Linked DNA regions of Homo sapiens: region 2 is linked to region 1. Evidence: chromatin contacts called from ENCODE Hi-C or POLR2A ChIA-PET data. All regions are on one chromosome and are shown on one strand. The core of a region is the stretch at or near the end of the contact, and the rest is flanking DNA. Distances in the headings are between cores, read along the strand shown. Region 1 overlaps SAE1 (SUMO1 activating enzyme subunit 1). Region 2 overlaps ZC3H4 (zinc finger CCCH-type containing 4).

The links. Hi-C counts contacts between places; a loop is a spot of excess contacts on that map. ChIA-PET counts read pairs that join two places held with the same protein, here RNA polymerase II (POLR2A). Pooled maps may share reads with other maps.
Region 2: a pooled map shows a loop between it and region 1 (12-fold over the local background). The contact joins two enhancer-like sites. A Hi-C loop is called at or near these places in 3 of 50 pooled maps. POLR2A ChIA-PET finds 5 or more read pairs at or near these places in 3 of 52 experiments (BJ, WTC11 and naive thymus-derived CD8-positive, alpha-beta T cell).

The regions. Positions count from the first base shown.
Region 1 is chr19:47,185,454-47,188,126 of GRCh38, reverse strand. The region is part of intron 6 of SAE1 (SUMO1 activating enzyme subunit 1); the gene reads right to left. Among named protein-coding and RNA genes, the nearest start is that of MIR3190, 40 kb to the left of the region's middle. RefSeq lists an enhancer at 1,105-1,374. Within about 2 kb of position 1,351, at least 9 of the 41 ENCODE cell types and tissues checked have a DNase peak (open chromatin) inside an H3K27ac peak, as active enhancers do.
Region 2 is chr19:47,078,141-47,080,813 of GRCh38, reverse strand. The region is part of intron 11 of ZC3H4 (zinc finger CCCH-type containing 4); the gene reads left to right. Among named protein-coding and RNA genes, the nearest start is that of TMEM160, 31 kb to the right of the region's middle. Within about 2 kb of position 1,298, at least 8 of the 41 ENCODE cell types and tissues checked have a DNase peak (open chromatin) inside an H3K27ac peak, as active enhancers do.

The DNA.
Region 1 (2,673 bases), core at 102-2,601:
TCCACCTGCCTTGTCCTCTGAAAGTGCTGGGATTACAGGCGTGAGCCACCATGCCCTGCCCAGTTTGTGGTTTTATATTCACCTGTGGAAATGAACTAGCACAAGGACTGGCTTGTCTCCTCCATTAGATTTTTATGCTCTGTGGGGCAAAGGCGATGTCACTACTCTATACTGAACACCTGGCACAGGGCTTGCCCCATAGCAGGCACTCAAAAAATATGTCACACAGGAAGCCTGTTTGAAGAATAAAGGATAACTAGGGGAGAAGGGCTCATGACAAAGTGACACAGGCCGGGCAATCCAGAGGCCGGGTGCAGTGGCTCACGCCTGTAATCCCAGCACTTTGAGAGGCCAAGGCAAGCAGATCAACTGAGGTCAGGAGTTTGAGACCAGCCTGGCCAACATGGTGAAACCCCGTCTCTGCTAAAAACACAAAAATGAGCCGGGTGTTGTGGCAGGCACCTGTAGTCCCAGCTACTTGGGAGGCTGAGGTACGAGAATTGCTTGAACCCAGGAGGCAGAGGCTGTGGTGAGCTGACATTGCACCACTGCACTCCAGCTGGGTGACAAAGCGAGACCCTGGCTCAGAAAAAAAATAAAGTGACACAAGCTCCTGGAAATCCAAAGCAGACCTGGTCTGTTACTGACTGAATTGAAAAGTGTTCAAGCTATCTGGGATGGTTCTGTTTCTTATCAAGTGTTACAAACATGCTACACATGGAATACTCAGCAAGAAAAAAAGAAAAAAGCAGCAGCAGATACACAGGGCACCATGTCTGTCCTCAACAGGGAAACCCAATAGGAGTCCCACTTTCACCGTTGCATCTGAGGGCTAGGGTGCAGAACAGTCCATAGGTGTGAAGCTCAGAGGAGTGACATAGCTGGGCTGGGGGAGGAGGTAGGGACACTTCACGGAAGCCACTCTGATTCTGGCTCTCCTGGCCTCTAACCATTCACGGCATCTTGCCATCTGCTCAGTTCACCTCCACATTACTTTCCTTTGTTTACCTCATTCTGTTTTCCTCTTTAACCCAGAAACTTAAAAGTATGTGTGTGCATGTATTCAGTCATCCACTCTTCAAAAATCACTTCCTGAGCACCCCCCCTCCACCCCTACCCTATGCTAGCTGTGGTGGGGACCCAGAAGCGACCCAGACAGCCCCAGGCCTTGCCCTCACACGCGGAGCTCACAGTCTCTAGAGGGCAGGCTCGTAAGCCTCTGTCTGTCGCCACAGCCACACAGTACTTTCATGTCTTTCTCTAGAAAACTTCACCTCTGGAGTGGCCGCCCATGAAGACTACTCTGAAATGCCCCTTTTTGTGCTCCAAAAGTCCTGCCCACGCTTTCGTCTTTGCAATGAAACCCAGTCTATGACCTCACCAGGCATCAGCTCAGAAGAGGGAAAGAAGCTGTGCCTCGCTATTTGCATCTCACTCTCTACTGAAGAGGTTCCGAGGCGCCGGATGAAAGTTGTTGATGGGGAAAAGGAGCATGCACTTTCTCAGAAACGAGCTCAAAAACAAGATGCCATTTTTTGCTTACCAAATTAAAGACCAGGATGACTCAACCCAAGCAAGAAGGCTGAGGGACCTGCACCCTCACCCACAGCAGAGGGGAGCACGAATGCTCAATGAACCATGTAAAAATGTGGTATTAAGGATCCCTATAAAAGGTCCTGACCCTTACCCGCTGAATGAATTACCTATAAATGTTCACTGCAGTGTTGTTTACACAGGATGTCAGGGAGCAGAAGTGTTTGAATTTTGGGTATTTTCAGATTTTGAAATATTTGCATTGTACTTACCAATAGAGCACCCCAAATCTAAGAATCCCAAATCCAAAATGCTCCAATGAGCTTTTATTATTTTTTTTTTATTTTTATTTTTGAGACAGAGTCTCTCTCTGTTGCCCAGGCTGGAATGCAGTGGCGGGATCTCGGCTCACCGCAAGCTGTGCCTCCTGGGTTCAAGTGATTCTCCTGCTTCAGCCTCCCTAGTAGCTGGGACTACAGGCACCCACCACTACACCTGGTCAATTTTTGTATTTTTAGTAGAGACGGGGTTTCACCATGTTAGCCAGGCTGGTCTTGAACTCCTGACCTCAGGTGATCCACCCACCTAGGCCTCCCAAAGTGCTGGGATTACAGGCATGAGCCACCACGCCCGGGGCCAATAAGCATTTTTTTGAGTGTTATGTCGGCACTCAAAACATTTCAGATTTTGGGGGCTTGGTGCGGTGGCTCATGCCTGTAATCCCAGCACTTTGGGAGGCTGAGATGGGTGGATCACTTGAGGTCAGTAGTTCAAGATCAGGCTGGCCAACATAGTGAAACCCTGTCTCTACTAAAAATACAAAAATTAGCCGGGTGTGGTGGCACACGTCTGTAATCCCAGGTACTCAGGAGACTAAGGCAGGAGAATCACTTGAACCCAGGAGGCGGAGGTTGCAGTGAGCAGAGATGGGGCTACTGTACTCTAGCCTGGGAGACACAGTGAGACTCTGTCTCAAAAAAACAAAAATAGGCTGGGCGCAGTAGCTCAGCCTGTAATCCCAGCACTTTGGTAGACAGAGGTGGGAGGATTACTTGAGGTCAGGAGTTCAGGATCAGCCTGGCCAACACGGTGAAACCTCGTGTCCACTAAAAATACAAAAAATTAGCCAGGCATGGTGGC
Region 2 (2,673 bases), core at 49-2,548, 110 kb after region 1:
TAAAAATATAAAAATTAGCTAGTTGTGGTGGCACATGCGTGTAGTCCCAGCTACTTAGGAGGCAGAGGTTGCAGTGAGCTGAGATCACACCACTGCATTCCATCCAGCCTGTGCAACAGAGTGAGACTGTGTCTCAAAAAAAAAAAAAAAATTAGCCAGGTATTGTGGCACATGCCTATGGTCCCAGCTACTCGAGAGGCTGAGGTGGGAGGATCTGTTGAGTCCAGGAGATTGAGGCTGCAGTGAGCCATGATCATGCCACTGCACTCCAGCCTGGGTAACAGAGCAAGACGCCATCTCCAAGAAAGACCACAAAAAACCAAAGATACACAAAGACGAGGCAAGGATTGTATTTTGGTGGAAAAGTCAAACGTTTCTTTGCAACTCTCAGGGCCCCCATTATGCATTAGAGAAAATAGAGGGAAGTTGGGGGTCTCTAAAGGGGAAGGCTCCCTTGGGGGAGGTGTCAGGGCTTCCCCACTAGCCAGGTGACATTTGAAACTCATCCTGGCATCAGTTGTCCTCCCTGAGGAGTCAGGCTGAGGACCTTGGGTTAGGGTTAAATACCCAAACATCAGTCCTGAGTTTCCTGATTCATCTGGGGAGTGAGTGGGTACGGGAACTGGTGCCCTTTCAAATGAAGCTTTCCTGCCTTCTAGTTCACAAGGAGGTTCTAGGAGATTGGCTATTTTTTTTGACAGTGGAAAGGATCAAGGCATCAGCACATCTGCCGGCTTCCAGAGTCCATCTGTCAGTGACTGTCTTGTTAACTGGTGGCAGGGGCACCCCTGTGAGGGGTGCAGGGGAAGCCCCATGCAAGCAGACGTAGGAGAATGTCCATTCCTCGTTGGCAGGGCGCCTGTAGGAAAAGGCAAGTCCCTCCGGGGAGCCTGCTGCCCTAGGGTTTTTTTGTTTTGTTTGTTTTTTGATACAGAGTCTCACTCTGTCACCCAGGCTGGAGTGCAGTGGCACAATCTCGGCTCCCTGCAACCTCTACCTCCTGGGTTCAAGCGTTTGTCCTGCCTCAGCCTCCCGAGTAGCTGGGACTACAGGCGCATGCCGCTGCGCCCAGCTATTTTCAGTAGAGACGGGGTTTCACCATGTTGGCCAGGTTGGTCTCGAACTACTGACCTTGTGATCCGCCCACCTTGGCCTCCCAAATCGCTGGGATTACAAGTGTGAGCCACAGCGCCTGGCATGCCCCAGGGTTATGTAATCAGTACATACCTAGGGTCTGAGCTGTTTGACAGGGGAAGCAGTGGCCAGTCAGGCCTCACGGCTCCTTGGGAGGACTCACTGATCTCTGACTGAGGACTGCCCCCTGCTGGAGGCTCCAGGTTTGTGCTTCAGGCCAGTGCTGCCCACAGGAGCACCACAGAATCACATCATTCATTTAAAATTTTCCAGTAGCCACATTAAAAAAAAAAAAAAAAGTAAAAAGAAACAGGTGAAATTACTTTTTTTTTCTTTTTTGAAGTGGCGTCTGGCCAGGCGCAGTGGCTCACTCCTGTAACCCCCCCACTGTGGGATGCCGAGGCAGACGGATCACCTGAGGTTGGGAATTCAAGACCAGCCTGACCAACATGGAGAAACCCCATCTCTACTAAAAATACAGAATTAGCCAGGCAAGGTGGTGCATACCTGTAATCCCAGCTACTCGAGAGGCTGAGGCAGGAGAATCGCTTGAACCCGGGAGGCGGTGGTTGCGGTGAGCTGAGATCGTGCCATTGCACTCCAGCCTGGGCAACAAGAGCGAGACTCTGTCTCAAAAAAAAAAAAATGGAAATGAAATGGAGTCTTGCTTTGTTGTCCAGGCTGGAGTGCAATGGCGCGATCTCTGCTCACCGCAACCTTCGCCTTCTGGGTTCAAGCGATTCTCCTGCCTCAGCCTCCACAGTAGCTGGGATTACAGGCGCCCACCACCACACCCGGCTAATTTTTGTTTGTTTGTTTTTGAGACGGAGTTTCACTCTTTCGCCCAGGCTGAAGTGCAATGGCACCATCTCGGCTCACTGCAACCTCTGCCTTCCAGGTTCAAGTGATTTCCTGTTTCAGCCTCCTGAGTAGCTGGGATTACAGGTGCCAGCCACCATGCCCAGCTGAGTTTTGTATTTTTAGTAGAGACAGGGTTTCACCCTGTTGGCCAGGCTGGTCTCAAATTCGTGATTAGTTTTGTATTCTTAGTAGAGACAGGGTTTCACCATGTTGGCCAGGCTGGTCTCGAATTCCTGATCCACCCACCTCGACAGGTGATCCACCCGCCCCGGCCTCCCAAAGTGCTGGGGTTACAGGTGTGCACCAATGCGCCTGGCTAATTTTTTGTTTTTTTTGAAACGGAGTCTCGCTCTGTTGCCAGGCTGGAGTGCAGTGGGCGTGGTCTCGGCTCACTGCAACCTCCGCCTCCTGGGTTCAAGCGATTCTCCTGCCTTGGCCTCCCAAAGTGCCGGGATTACAGGTGTGAGCCACCATGCCCGTCCGTGCCTGGCTAATTTTTGTATTTTTAGTAGAGATGAGGTTTTATCATGTTGGCCAGGCTGGTTTCAAACTCCTGACCTGAAATAAGCCACCTACCTCGTGAAATTAATTTTAACAATATATCTCATTTATCGCCAAACATAATTTTAGGAAATAATAAAAAATAATGAAAAAAATAGAGATAGTTTAGGGGGGCTT